Linked DNA regions of Homo sapiens: all the other regions are linked to region 3. Evidence: chromatin loops called from intact Hi-C (ENCODE). Cell type or tissue: IMR-90. All regions are shown on one strand. Region 1 holds the start of LOC613206 (a long non-coding RNA gene). Region 2 overlaps NEK6 (NIMA related kinase 6). Region 3 has its middle 120 kb from the start of LHX2.

The links. Hi-C counts contacts between places; a loop is a spot of excess contacts. Peaks named below come from ENCODE experiments on the same cell type or tissue, not always from the same donor. Only the 100,000 strongest peaks of a DNase experiment are listed, where the experiment ranks them.
Region 1: a loop joins it to region 3, with 4 times the contacts of the local background. A loop is called at or near these places in 20 of 110 quality-filtered maps.
Region 2: a loop joins it to region 3, with 14 times the contacts of the local background. A loop is called at or near these places in 100 of 110 quality-filtered maps.

Annotation. Positions count from the first base shown.
Region 1 is chr9:124,259,262-124,264,261 of GRCh38, reverse strand. All of the region lies in intron 1 of NEK6 (NIMA related kinase 6), which reads right to left. LOC613206 (a long non-coding RNA gene) reads left to right here and starts at 3,094. Exons shown (of 2, transcript NR_149024.1): 1 at 3,094-3,168; 2 at 4,768-5,000. LOC124902268 (a long non-coding RNA gene) reads right to left here and starts at 1,237. Exons shown (of 2, transcript XR_007061765.1): 1 at 762-1,237. RefSeq lists enhancers at 175-264, 1-309, 4,751-5,000. In IMR-90, no CTCF peak of the experiment used is centred here; DNase peaks (open chromatin) are centred at 1,481, 2,841 and 4,551; H3K4me3 peaks cover 1,370 bases; H3K27ac peaks cover 4,926 bases.
Region 2 is chr9:124,318,095-124,323,094 of GRCh38, reverse strand. It overlaps NEK6 (NIMA related kinase 6), which reads right to left. Exons shown (of 10, transcript NM_014397.6): 5 at 1,526-1,636. Among named protein-coding and RNA genes, the nearest start is that of NEK6, 63 kb to the right of the region's middle. In IMR-90, a CTCF peak has its summit at 2,590 (motif pointing right); a DNase peak (open chromatin) is centred at 2,594; H3K27ac peaks cover 551 bases.
Region 3 is chr9:124,124,735-124,129,734 of GRCh38, reverse strand. No RefSeq gene overlaps it. Among named protein-coding and RNA genes, the nearest start is that of LHX2, 120 kb to the right of the region's middle. In IMR-90, a CTCF peak has its summit at 2,740 (motif pointing left); a DNase peak (open chromatin) is centred at 2,724; H3K27me3 peaks cover 499 bases.

The sequences.
Region 1 (5,000 bases), 130 kb before region 3:
GGTGTGACGAGCTGGCAGAGAAGCCGCCCCAGAGCGATAGCCACTTCCGGAGGACAAGGATCTCTCCACCGGCTCAGGAAAACAAGCCAGTTTAAGGGAAACCCAAATGGCTTTGGGGGGCGGGGGCATAAAATGTGCAGGACTCCCTCAGGCCTTGCCATGCAGACCTTTTCAGGAGGACTGCCAGGGGAAGACGGCTGCTCACTTCTGCCCCACGGCCAGGCCTGTGACAGCCGCTCCTGTCAGCGCAGTCCTCTGCGGGGCCGACGCTGTGTAAATAATTAACAAAACATCTGCCTTGCTTCATAACACACCGTGGCTGACACAGCTCTCAGGGCCTTCAGAGACCCTCCAATGCCACGCCGAGGACTTATGGCCTCGCTTTGTGGGGACAGGTGGGAACGAGAGCAGATACTGACAGGCAAACATTTTCCTGAGGCGCCACAGGGCCACCCTGGTGCTTAAATCCTGCCTCTTTGCAAACTGCGCTGTCTCCTTCCCTTCCGTTTTGGGAGCCATGATCCTAGGAAGGTGCTCTGGTGGAATCCAGAGGGGTCCCCGGCACCTGCTTCTGGCCTTGTTTAGGGCCTCAATGCAGGGGCACTGGAGACACTCTGGGCCACGGACCAAGGGTCCCGGCTGAGTGACCCTGGGTGGGTCCTTGGTCATTAAAGATTTTCCATGTCTCTCATGTAATCTTGGGGAATGAGCATCAAGCACTTAAAAGGCGCTGAGCATCTGAAATGCATTATTTCACTTACTTCCTCCCCCGAAGCTTCTGAGGTCATAATATTATCCCTGTTTTCCAGATGATGACGCTGAGGCTCAGTGGGCGACGTGCTCATGAGAGGCAGGTCTGGGACTCCAGCCTCATTCACTCCATCGGGTGCCCAGGCTCAGGCTCTCAATGCGGCTGTGGGGGAGCGCCTTGCTCCCTCTGAGCCTCAGGTTCTGTTCCGTGAAACAGATGGGTGGCAAGAGTCCTTCAGACTCCAAAAGTCCACAATAAATAAACCCAGTGCTCGTCTCAACCCCAGTGGGTGTGTGCGAAGCTCTCTGGATTGGGAGCCCAGTGAATTCCTCATCAGCAGCTTGATTCATTAGAGCTGAAGGTCATGTGCATCCATCCTTTTGCAGGTGTCTTCCCAACAAGCCCAAGTTTCAAAGACGTTGAGGACAAGGAACAAGAGAGGGCAGGCATTCGAGAAGGGGCCTGTGGACTAATTCCCATACTGCCACTCACCTGCAGTAAGAACGCGCCTCTGGAACATGGAGAAGTTCTTCTTAAAGGGATCTCTGTTCACCCAGGTCAACATGACCCACCCCGCAAGCCTCAGCCTAATTCTGAAGCATGAGGGTTAAACAATTCGGGGAAAATGCAGGCACTGCAGGCTCTGAATGGCAACTTCCCTCCCCCTTCCCCTGTCCAAATTCCTTCACACTCTATGGAATTCCTACATAAAGCCCCTTTTTTCTTAGAATTCTATGAGGTCACCACCATGCAGATGTCTAAGAGAAAGAAAGAACGGCTCCGTGCAGATCCAGGCCACTGCAACTGAATGCATTTCAGATCTCGGCCACCCCATCTTTCAATTCCCATGGCCCCCCCACTCGCCCAGCCACAGCTACAGCGGTGGTGGCCAGTCAGGTCTGGTGGGGTGCTGTGATCCTGCCCTTGCTGGAGGCCAAGAAGGCCTGGCTAGAAGACCTGTGCCTTTACCACCAGATCACCCGAGAAGTCATCTGTGGAAAAATCCAGAATTGGAGACAATGGCGCAGCCATGTATGTGGGGGTCTGTTTCCACACAAGCAAGTCCTGTTAGAGGGACACATGTCAAAATGCTAGCTCCCACTCCAAGTTCAAGTTCCCAAAGTTAACATCACAGGAAATTACACCACCAACTGATTTGCCCCAATGTCGGCTCCTCTGTCTGGAAGTCGAGTCTGAGAAGGCCATTGGTTTAGTTCAGCTTTGGCCAAAGGAAGGGACCAGCTCAGACAGGAATGAGTGAAAGTGCTGGCCTGATTTTTTTTCTTTTTAAACTAACATTTTCCCCAAAAGTTATCTTGCCATTACCCAAGAGTCATAAGTGAAAAGACAGCCAAATACCAAAAAGCCACTGAGGCCCTCAACAGTGCCTGCTCATTTCAAAGCCATTTCACGGACAGCCAGGGGGTGCCTGGGCCACCGCAGACCACCCCTCACTCCAAGAGCACTCCTGCTCCCCAGAGCTCCATGTTCCATGTAAAGTTCCACGGCATGTGCACACCACTTCCTAAGAATGATGTCAGCAAAAAAAAAAAAAGATAAAAATGTGGAAAAAAGGACTATTTTTACCTCCCCAAATCACAGGCCAGACGGGAGAAAAATCCATCAATGCCAGAAATGTGGCTGAGCCTTCGCACAAGATCTATTATTTCACACCTTAAATTAACGCATCTCAAAGCAATTTGCAAATGTTCGTCAATTTGCAGAACATACATGGAAGGGAGAGAAATACCTTTTCCTTTCAACACCGAAGGACACTGGCAGGGGGGCACAACATGGCCCAAACCACACAGGTCCTCACACACAACATTCATTTCAAGCACATGTAGTAGAAGCCGTGATCGAAATGGAAATGAGCAGGGAAAAAAGGCAGGCAGGGGACTTAAATGACAAGTGACAAGAAGCCTACCTACAAGCGATCTCGCTGTCAGATATTTAGGACTGTGAGTCAGGCCCGTGAAGGTGACATCAGGGGGCCAGAACACCGGACTCTTCCTGCGAACAGTGTCCCAGCCTCATCTCCACACAAGCCTGGCAGTGCCTGCCCGTATTTAATCTTGGATGATTCACCAGGTCCCTCCACTCTCCACCCTCCAACTCCCTTGCTTGGTCTAGCCTGAGAAGAGGAAGGAAATATTCTTCTCCTTTTGACAATTGTTTTGACACTTCCCTTATGAAAAGTATCTGGGGCACTTAAAGAAAAGAAAAAATGTGAACAGCAGCCCTTTCTCTCCAGTAGCTCTGGCCCTGGGCGAGGAAGGCCAGCAGTGCCTTCTGGAAGACCTCTCCCAGGTCTCGGGCAACCCAGCCCTGCAGGAACCTAGCCTGTCTTAACCTACTTGGCTTTGCAGCATGCAACAGGAGCAAAGCACGACAAAGGCAGCCAGATGTGGTTTAAGGTGAGGAACTCTGGAATCAGAGACATGGGTTCGAATCCCGACTCTGCCATTTGTGGGTTTATGACCCTGCCCAAGTTACTTAACCTCCCTCTCTGTAAGATCAGGAAAACGACACTGAACCTCAGCACAGGCCAGGCATCCAGCCCACAGTGCCTGCTACCTTCCTAGTACAGTGGGGAGACCATGGGCTCTGCTCAGACAAGCCTGGGTTCAAATCCAGCTCTGCTGCGTATTAGCACATGGTCTTTGGCGCATTCTCTCATCTCTCTGTGCCCCAGTTTCCTCATCTGTAAATGGGCATCGTGACAGCTTCCATCTTAGTGTTGGTGAGTGGACTGGGTAAAATACAGCACCAGACCTAGCACACAGTATATCCTCAGTAAATGGGGACATGGCCGGGCATGGTGGCTCATGCCTGTAATTCCAGCACTTTGGGAGGCCAAGGCGGGCGGATCACCTGAGGTCAGGAGTTCGAGACCAGCCTGGCTGGCCAACACAGTGAAACCCCATCTCTACTAAAAATACAAAAATTATCTGGGCGTGGTGGCACCTGCCTATAATCCCAGCTACTCAGGAGGAGGCTGAGGCAGGAGGCTCACTTGAACCCAGGAGGCAGAGGGTGCAGGGAGCTGAGATTGCGCCACTGTACTCCAGCCTGGGCAACAGAGTGAGACTCTGTCTCAAAAATAAATAAATAAATAAATAAAAATAAATGGGGACCATCTATCGTGGTGCTACTTTAATGAAATTATGCAAGTCATGTCTCTGAACCTCAGTTTTATCATTTGTGAAATGGGGATAATAAACCCTATCTACGATGAGCAGAAAATGAACGGATGTGTGCTAAAGTACTCAGCACTAGGTCTGTGCACCTTAGCCAGTCAAATACCATATCCCAAGTGCAATGGAAAGAGGAAAGGCTGTGAGGCTGGGCAGGTGACTTCGGATTCTGCCCCCACCTCCTCTCAGCTGCCCCAGGACACAGGCTTGACCCCCGTGTGCCTCAGTTTCCTTGTGCACAAAACCAAAAGCATTTTCTGTCACAGAAGACCAACGGGAGATTCACACCCCCTAGAACGGCTCCCAGCACACAGCCCCTTCTGCTCCGCAAAAGGGAACTTCCTCCCCATTTCCCTCCTCTGCCCTTGTTCAAACCCACCAGAAATGCCACCAGTTAAAGCCAGGCGCTCCATTTCTGGAAACCCAAACAGCTCTAAATCCAGACCAACCTGGGTCTAAGGCCTTCAGTCTGAGACTTTATTTTGTGGAGATACAAACTACTTTTTAGTCATTTCCGAAGCAGACGGGACAGCAGAGGCTGACAAACCACAGGGACCATTTTAAATCCTGGGCCTTTTCTTCTGGGAAGTTAGGCAAGAACCTTCCCAAATGTTTGCCCGTCAGGCTCTCTGCCAGGGAGTGACTCATTCCACGGCTCCCCACAGGCATATTTTATTTGGGGGTGGGGGACGCAGCGAGGGCTTGGCCTTGATGGGGGAAGGAGAGGGGGCATTTCCAGCAAACCCAGAAGGTGTTTTCTTTTTTTCATTTTCAGGAGAAAAAAGAAAAAGAATGTGGGTCTTTTTTGCTTCCTTCCAGGTTTTGTTTGCTAAAAGAAGACGTCCAAAGTTCATTCGGTAAGCTCAAACTCGCTGAGTCCAAACTCGCTGAGTCCGGGGCAGGCGCTTCCAGACGGCTCTGCGTCCCTTTCAATGAAATTCTTCTTCCATTAACGACAGGGTTTTTAAACGTGCCTCCAAGACCTGCCTGCACGTACTGTACACCAAACTAAGGCGACATTTTCCCCCAAAAAAGGCAAGCTGAATTTGGAA
Region 2 (5,000 bases), 190 kb before region 3:
GCATGAGGGCTGGCACACAGTGGATACACGATGCTTGTATGTTCAGCAAGGGAATCCGTGTGAAGGAGAAACAAGTAAAGCGGGGGCGGGGGAGAGGAAGAGCTAAGACATGATCTAGCACATCTGTTCCCACCAGGGATCTGTGTGCAGATTAACATCCCTGCAAAGGCATTAATATGTCAACGGAAATGTAAGAGCAGGTGATAACAGCTCAAGTAATGCCACTTCCCAGTGACGCCTGTATTCCTAGGACCCAAATTTCAGAAGAGCACTGAGCAATTGCTCAATCCCCAGTGCCTGATGGGAAAGACAGAGAACCCACATCCGGCCCCGTTTCTAAGTGCGGCTGTGAGCAGGGTGGGGGCTCCAGCGGGGCCCAGCCTCACTTGGGAGCAGGCAGGCTGCATCCAGGGTAGAGAGGTGATGGGGCCACAGCAGGGCCCTGGGGACAGAGGTCCAAGCCAGTAGGGACGTGAGGACCTCCACTAAGGAGCAGTGGAGTAGGGGCTGAAGGTTTGGGCCTGGGGGTCAGGCAGGCCTGGGGGCTTCCACCTAGAGGCTGAGGTGCCTTGGGCAGGAGACTAGACCTCTCTGAGCTTTGCTATTTGAGGACGGCGGGGACTCAGTGAGGGACGCATGAGCGTACTGGGCTGGGTGGAGGCTGGCAGGAGGTGCTGCTGTTTCACTGAAGCTGCAGTGGTCCTGGACACCAGACTCATGGTGAACTCCGCCCTGTGCCCTGGGTGGTGGGATGAGGCAGGTGAAGATGTATGTAGGGGCGTGGAGCATGAGCCAGTCCTGGCGCTGAGCCTGCCCATGTGACTCGAACAGTCACTCAATCTCTTGAAGACCCCAGGCCTGGGTGTCAGCCCTAACATGGAAATGAAGTTCCCCCTCTAGGGCTGGGGAGAGCATCTTGGGACCATGTCCACCAAAGGGTCCCAGGCCAGGAAAAGAGACCTGGGCCACAGGCATGGCTCTGTACCCACAATGCTGGGTATCCTCAGGCAAGTCTCTTAACCTCTCTGGGCTCAGTTTTCCCCTTCTTTAAAATGAGGTAGTGGATCTACAAGATGCTTTCCCAAGAGCTGGGGTCTGACCAAACGGGGTGCTGCCCCTGCTCCTTCTGTGAGGCAGGAGAAGTGGCTCATGTGCCTGTGGTAGGCTGGGGCACTGGGGGTGGCCAGAGGAGTTCCTTCTGCCCATGGCTGGCCCCCTCCCAGCCACCATCCTGTCTTGGCACCACCTTCGCCTTGCTTTTGCATATGGGCTCTTTTGAGCTGAGCTTCCCTGAGGCCAGTGGAAAGAAAGAGGCCTCCAGCAACAGCAGCTGGGGACGGACCCTGAGAGGCCCTCACCAGACTGCAGCTGAGGCCTGTGGGCATCTGCAGGGGGGCGCCCAGGGTCCCCGGGTGGCCGCCTCTGGCTAAAGGCAGAGCATTGTGGGACTGGGCTAAAGGAAGACTGCCACCTTTGGCTCCAGATCTGCGCAGCCCCCAGCACCCCCACCCCGCCAGGCGCTCACCTTGATCATCTGCGAGAGGTCCCCTGCGTCAGCCAACTCCAGCACAATGTTCAGCTCGTTGTCTTCGATAAACGAGTCCAAATACTTGATGATATTTGGGTGGTTCAGTTGCTGCATGAGGAGGGAAAGAGGGAAGGGGGCACCAAGTGAAGACGGGACAGACCCAGTGCCTGCCTGCCACCGGCACCCTGCTGGCACCCGGTCACTGAGGCCCTGGCATTTGCTAGAGAAGTGGGTCCCAGGGAAAGAAAGGCCTGTGCTGGGGAGTCAGGAAGGCCTGGGTGACACTGGGAAAGCCACTTTGCATCCCCAAGTCTCAGATTCCTCATCTGTAAAACTGGCATAATGTTTTGAAGCATAGTTGTGAAGACGACATGGGTCAATACTCTTGAAATGTGTAACAGGGCAGCCGCACAGAGCTATGTGAGACTCAGCATGGACTTGTGGAAAGGACCCTCCCCCTCCTCCTCACCACCCCGACCCTGAGGGCGGCATTGGGCCCCACCTCTCTGTCCCTGTGCCCAGACACGGCCAGCCTGCAGGTGCTCCTCAGAAGGACCATCTCCTGCCTTCATCCTTCCCACTCTTTCTCAATTCCTGACCTATCTCTTGTAAAATCATTTTTTTTAAAATATTTTTTTGTAGAGATAGGATCTCACTATGTTGCCCTGATTGAAACTGAACTTCTAGGTTCAAGCGATCCTCCCACCTCACCCTCCTGAGCAGTTGGGACTACGGCTGCATGCCACCATGCCTGGCCCTTGTGAAATGTTGAAAAAAATCCCTGGAGGCATGAGAGCTGCCCGGCTGATTTGCTCATGCTGAGACGCTGCCTCTGTCCTTCGCACCACCGCCTGCATGTTTGCTGCAGTGGAGCATGGAGCTGGACAGAACGGTGCCCCCCTGGCTGGAAGTCAGGCCCTCCAGGCTAAGAGGAGCCCCTGGCATCTGTTCATAACAAAGCTGACTGTTTATATCAAAGAGACTCCAGGATCTGGGAAAGCAGAGGGGACTCGAATATCCTGCCCTGGTGTGGGTGTGGTCAGCCTAGTCCAGACACCAGCCAACCACCAGAGGCCGATAGTGAGCACATTTCCCAAAAGGCCCGGAAGTCGTTGGGAGAAGGATGCACTGTGCCCATCCGTGGATTCTAAAATGAGGGGAGCCTGGGCAGATGTTACAGAGCCATGCAAGCCCCTATTCATTCATTCATTCATTCCCCAAGCCAGCCCCCCATGTGTGGGCCCTGGGGGCCAGAGCAGGCTCAGCCACTGGCCCCAGCTCCTCCCCATGCGTCCATCCTCTCACCAGGTCCCCCCAGAGACTGATCCCTGTCTGCTATGGCGCCCACTGCCTGTCCAAGTCCTCAAACCCCTGCTCTGGACCAAGGTCTGGCCCTGAGGTGGGTGTGCTGGCCCCTGCCTGCCCCTCAGCCAGCAGCGCTGTGGCTCAGTGAATATCCAGACACCACTGCGAGGAACCAGGCACCCTGCACAGCTGAGGACGCAGGTGCAGCACATTCAATCCTGGTTCCCAGGGGTGGCTGGGAGGGAGCCCTGTTGCCATCTTAGCAGCAGGCTCCCCTGTGGAAGAACCTTGGTCAGTAACAAATGTAGGTAATTTACACAGGGTGACTAGACTTCAGAAGGCGGCACACAAAGCAATCCTAAGCAAAAAGAACAAACCTGGAGGCATCACGTTACTGGACTTCAAACTATACTACAAGCCTATGGTAACCAAAACAGCATGGTACTGGTACAAAAATAGATACATAGACCAATGGAACAGAATATAGAACTCAGAAATAAAGCAGCATACCTACAACCACCTGATCTTCAACAAAGTTGACAAAAATAAGCAATGGGGAAAGGACTCCCTACTCAATTAACTGGCTAGCTATATGCAGAAGAATGAAACGGAACCCCTACTTTTCACCATGTGTAAAAATTAAATCAAGATTGATTGAAGACTTAAATGTAAGACCTCAAACTATAAAAATCCTAGAAGAAAACCTAGGAAATACCTTTCTCAGCGTTAGCCTTGACAAAGAATTTAAGACCAAGTCCTTAAAAACCATTGCAACAAAACCAAAAACTGACAAGTGGGACATAATTAAATGAAAGAGCTTCTGCATGGCAAATGAAATGATCAACAGAGTAAACAGACAATTGACAGAATGGGAGAAAACATTCATAAACTATGCATCTGACAAAGGACTAATGTCCAGAATCTATAAGGAACTTAAATCAATAAAAAAAAACAAAACATTAAAAAGTGAGCAGAGGAGGCTGGACATGGTGGCTCACGCCTGTAATCCCAGCACTTTGGGAGGCTGAGGTGGGCGGATCATTGAGATCAGGAGTTCGAGACCAGCCTGGCCAACATGGCAAAACCCCATTTCTACTAAAAATACGAAAATTAGCCAGGCATGGTGGCAGGTGCCTGTAGTCACAGCTACTCGAGAGGTTGGGGCAGGAGAATCGCTTGAACCTGGGAGGCGGAGGTTGCAGTGAGCTGAGATTGTGCCACTGCACTCCAGTTTGGGTGACAGAGTGAGATTCTAAAAATAATAAAAATAAAAATAAAAAATAAGTAAATAGGCTGGGCGCAGTGGCTCACGCCTGTAATCCTAGCACTTTGGGAGGCCAAGGTGGGTGGATCACCTGAAGTCAGGAGTTCAAGACCAGCCTGGCCAACATGGTGAAACTCCGTCTCTACTAAAATACAACAATTAGCCGAGCATGATGGTGGGTGCCTGTAATCCCAGCTACTCAGGAGGCTGAGATGGGAGAATCGCTTGAACCCGGGAGACGGTGGTTGCAGTGAGCCAAGATCATGCCACTGCACTCCAGCCTGGGTGGCTGAGCAAGACTCTGTCTCAAAATAAAAAATAAATAAATAAAAATAAAATAAAGAGTAGGAAGAGGACATGAACAGTGATTCTTCAAAAGAAGACATACAAGCAACTAACAAACAGGAAAAAAATGCCCAACATCACTAATCATCAGAGAAATGTAAATCAAAACCACAATAGGCTGGGTGCAGGGGCTCATGCCTATAATGCCAGCACTTCATGAGGCTGAAGTGGGAGGGCTGCTTGAGCCCAGGAGTTTGAGAACAGCCTGGGCAACAGAGTGAGACCTTGTCACTACAAAAAAAAATTAGCTGGGCTTCGTGGTGCAGGCCTGTAGCCCAAGCTACTTGGGAGGTTAAGGTGGGAAGATCACTTGATTCTGGGAGGCTGATGCTGCAGTGAGCCATGATCACACCACTGCACTCCAGCTTAGATGATAGGGTGTGACCCAGTCTCAAAAAAAAAAAATTACAATGAGATACCATTTCACACCAGTCAGAATGGCAATTATTACGAAGTCAAAAAATAACAGATGTTGGTGAGGCTGCGAAGAAAAGGGAACACTTCTATGCTTTTGGTAGGAATGTAAATTTGTTCAGACACCGTGGAACAAAGTCTGGA
Region 3 (5,000 bases):
GCTTCGGCCTCCTAAAGTGCTGGGATTACAGGCTTGAGCCACTGCGCCTGGCCCATCTTGCCCTGTTGTTCCTTCCTCCATCATCTCTCACCTATAAACTTGCCAAGAGAGCCAAAGGGTTCCTCCAACGCTTCCCACTAACTTCCATCCACTCAATGCTCTTCCTGGCTGTCTGACATCTGGCTGGAAAGACCCAATGTGACATCAGATGCTCCCCCTCCGGGGTCCCTTTCTTGCTCCCTCACCTCACAGCCTCCTGGGCCCCTGGGCCTCTGCCAAGAGTTGTTGACAAGATTGGGCACCTTGGAGTCCTTGTCTGTGCCAGGAGTGTCTCCTGGGAAAGCCAGGGGGCACCTTTTCTGGCACAGGGCCTGGGGAGCGGCCTCCGAGGGCTCCCCCAACACACCCACCCTCTTTCTGCTGCAGAGCAGGAATGTTGATTTCAGTGCAAATAACTCATTATTTTGCTTCCCAGACCAGAAAGCCCCACATGTGGAGTTAATTCCCCATTCTGACTTAAGGCTAGTGCCAGTCAGAACTGGGAGTTTTGCTTAATACCCACTAGGCACCATTGTTTCCATCACAGGGTTAATTAGTCCCCAAGAGCCTTGAGCCGAGGGAGGCTGCTCTGGGTGGAGAGTCCAGAGACCCAGATTTTGAATCTGCATTTGCCAACGACCATCTGCTTGAGCTTCACTAGACAAGGCCCTTTCTCTCTCCGGACCTCAGTTTTCCCATCTGCAAAATGAGCAGGTGAACCTGGATGATCACCAAAGTCCTTTCCGGCTGTCTCAAAGTTTCCGTGACATTCTGTGGTGCTGACATTCTGTAACACCCGACAACGGTCTAGCATGATGATGTTCTAAGTCATTCCATGACATTTACAGCTATCTGCAGCACTGTCTGATGACGTTGTCTTCGGAAGGTGGTCCTTGACATTCCATGACATTTACAATGATCTGCAGCATTCTATGACATCCGTTGACATTTACAAGAATTCAGAATACCCCGTGACATTCTTTGACATTCCAGAGCATTTTACGACATTCCTGGACATTCTATAGCACTCTGTGGCATTCTAGTCATGATATTCTGTGGCATTCTGTGACATTCTAAGTTTATACTATGTAGATTCATCTCTCTTCCAAGGGTCCTCCCTGGCATCACTGGAGAAGTCACATTCCCACCCAAGGACTTTTCACCCTAAAGCTCCTCCTGCCCATGCTGTGTGACCCCTCTGTGGTCAGAAGTTCTTGAACTTGGGCCTCTAGAGTCAGGCAGCCACTCCAGGATCTTGATCTGGGCTTTGGGGGTGGGGTGGAGGGAATAGCAGTCTCCCCAGGGTGTTTTGCACCTAAAGAAATAGGTTTTCCCCTCCCCCACTGCCACCAGAGTATTCTAGTAAATGGCTCTTACCTTCAGGATAAGGGTTTCCCTTGGCATAGTGTTGAGTTTAAGCATACCAGATATTTGAAAAATTTCGACCTACAGGAACAGCAATTTTATTTTATTTTATTTTTTACTTTTTTTTGAGATGGAGTCTCACTCTGTCACCCAGGCTGGAGTGCAGTGGGGTGGTCTCAGCTCACTGCAGCCTCCCCCTCCCCAGGTTCAAGCGATTCTCCTGCCTCAGCCTCCCAAGTAGCTGGGATTACAGGCACGTGCCACCACGCCTGGCTAATTTTTAGTAGAGCCAGGGTTTCACCATGTTGGCCAGGCTGGTCTTGAACTCCTGACCTCAAGTGATCCACCTGCCTTGGTCTCCCAAAGTGCTGGGATTACAGGCTTGAGCCACCATGCCTGGCCATGGGAACAGCAATTTTATGCAGTTCAACCTAATACAGCAGAAAGAATGTGGGAATTTCTTTCTGCTGTATTAGGTTGAACCATATACAATTTGGGAATCAGATGGCCCTGGGGCAAATACTGGTACTGTTATTTGTTAGCTGTGAAACTTGGGGCAACCTCACCCGGCCTCACTTTCCTCATCCATCAATGGAGATAATCATGGGTTGTTTTTCAAGGGTTTGTAGAGGACTCAGGGAAATGCCGAGGGTGAAGAGGAACGCCTAGGGTCTGGAACAGAATAAGAAGGCTCAGGATCTTTCTTCCTCCTTTTTCCCTTTTCCCTTCCCTTTTTCCCCTTCTCTTCCCTCCTTTTTCCCCATTCTCCCTTTCCCTAGAACAACAGTGAAACAATCCATGAGCAAAATGGCGCCAGCTGAAAAAGAGAGCCTGGGCATGGGTCTTGGCTGCTTCCTCCTTGCTGTTCAGCCTGGAGGATGCAGTTCTGTTCTGTGGGCCTCAGTGTTCCCATCTGTAGAATGGGCTGGAAGACCATGAGATCAACTAGGAAGACCCTTCCGGCTCTGATGGTCTGGGCTTCCCCAGCTGGGGGAACAGAAGGATGACAGAACAAGGAATCTTGAAGTCTGGTCGGGCAAGAATTGGGGAGCAAGGGGGTCACCATAGATAGTCTTTGAGGACAGGGCACTAGAAAGTGGCTTAAAGTCAGTGGAGGAGGCGAGACCTGAAGAAGTGCTTCTTTCTAAGCTTTGAGGGATGATGACTTGGTTGTAATGCTGCTGCTCCATAGAGTTTTAGAACGACCCCGTAGATCTCCGCTAACGAGGGTGGGCAGGTGCCCCACCGGGTGGGCCGCATCCTCTCCAGCCCTCCAGGCCCCCGCGGGAAGGACCCAGGCTGCTGTGGAAACCTTAAGAGACTGCGCCCCCTGGTGTCAGAACGCTGTCATTGCAGCATGGGACTTCCAGCCTGGGGAGGCAGCTTCTCACCTGCAGACGAGGGCTCCACCCTAGCCAGCAAGTTTCTTTCCAAGAGGAGGCTGGGGAGCAGCGCTTGGGAAGAAAGTGGCTTAAGTTGGGTCAAGCCTGTAGGGCTGAAGGCTGGTAAGGACCCTTCATTAACCTCTTGAGCAAATATTTATTGAGAACCTACTATGTGCCCGGCAGTGCGTTGGGCCCTTGGATCCAGCTTTGAACAAGACAAAGCCCTTGCTTGGCAAGGAGCCCACACAATCCAGGGCTCTCGGACTGGCTGAGGACCTGCTATGTGCCCAGGTCTTATCCCCCAGACTCTTCAAAGCAACTGTGGAGGCGAGAATTATCATCTCCATTTTATTTATTTATATTATTTTATTTTTTGAGACTGAGTCTCACTCTATTGCCCAGGCTGGAGAGCAGTGGTGCGATCTTGGCTCACTGCAACCTCTCTCTCCCAGGTTCAAGCAATTCTCCTGCCTTAGCCTCCTGAGTAGCTGGGATTACAGGTGCGCGCCACCATGCCCAGATAATTTTCGTATTTTTAGTAGAGACGGGGTTTCACCATGTTACCCAGGCTGATCTCAAACTCCTGACCTCAGTTGATCCGCCCACCTCGGCCTCCCAAAGTGCTGGGATTACAGGTGTGAGCCACCGTGACTGGCCTCATCTCCATTTTACAGGTGGGGGAACTGAGGCCTGAGGCCACACAAGTGTAAGGGGCAGAGCTGGGATCTGGACCATCAGACTTGGATCTGGGCCATCCAGAGTATCCCATCACACAAGGTTCATGTAGCAGAAATCACCTGCCCCTCCAAGCAAGTCACTTGCCTCCTCTGGGACACGGAGCCAGTGAGGTGCCTGGAGGATTACACAAGGTAGGGGGTGTCCTGATGCCCTTGCCCTGTGTCCAGGGAGACCTCCTTCCAAAGAGTGGGGGTTGCTCTCTGGAAGTGGGCATCCTGGGGCTCCGGGCATTGTTCTCATTGTCTGGCCCTCCTCTTTGTCTCTGGAGTATCCTGGGCTCGCTTCTCCCCCGGCAGAGCCAAGGGCCAGCTGCCTGGAGAGCAGGACCTGCCGGCCGCAGGCTCATTAGAGCCCTCGCAGACGCCCCTCTACCGGGACTCCCCACCCAGGGTCTGAGGGGGAGTTTGACACGAGTCTAAAAATAGCTGCTGTTTTGTTCCTTTGTTGGAGGGGAGGGGCTGGCAGAGGGATTCGGGCTCCTCTTAATGACCGACCCACCAAGAACAAAGGCTTTTCTTTGCGTTGGCTCTGCTTCCAGCAGCAGCAGGCCCCCGGCTCCAGTATCATCCTTGGGGCTCAAGTGGAACCCAAGCTGCTCCTGAAGAGCCAGCTTGAGGGCAAAGGCAGGCCCAGGCCTCTGACCAGGGCAGCCCCAGCCCAGGCTGACCGGCGGGCACATGGTGGGCAGTGGGGTCTGTGGGCAGGGCTCTGCAGGGGAGGGGTCTGCCTGTGACACTGTTTGTGATGTCAGACCCCCTGGCAAGGCTGGGGGCGGCAAGCATGGGACGGCAAATGACTGTGCGTGGCTGGTTGCAGGCAGGTGACTCTGTGGGATTGTGTGTGACTGTGCCTGGGACACTGCGTGGCTGTGTGCAGGCAACACCATGAGGGACTGTGTGGACGCTGCTGTGGAAATTGCATGACTGTGCCTGTGACACTGCGATGGGACTGGGCGTGAGCAGGTGAGGTCGTGAGTGACTGCGTGGCTGTGCAGGTGACAGCATGAGTGAGTGTTGGCTGTGCATAGTGAGACTCGCTAATGGGCAGGTGACGTTGTATGTGTTGGATTGACATGGGGTGATGGGGCTGATGGTACAGGGAACATTCTATGTGACTCTGTGACTGTATTGGTGACACTGGGAGGTGGGGCTAACTGTGCAGGTGACATTGCAAGTGGCCCTGGGACTGTGTGCAGGTGATCATGACTAAACCATTGTCAGGAAACTGGCAGATCTCAGAGCCCATCAGGCGCCTGGAACAGCTTCCGGCCCTCTTCTCACCTCCCCTTCTGTGGGGCAGCTCATGGGGCCCTCCCTTGGATGGCTCCTCCTGCCTCGCCTGCTGCTCACCTGCCACCTGTGTCTCTAGGCGTCCCTCTCTGCATCATCGGGTTCAGGGTATAAGGCCTCCAACCACCCAGCACGGGAGCTGCACTTGGGAGAATGACTGGAGCAAAAGCAAATGCATGACACT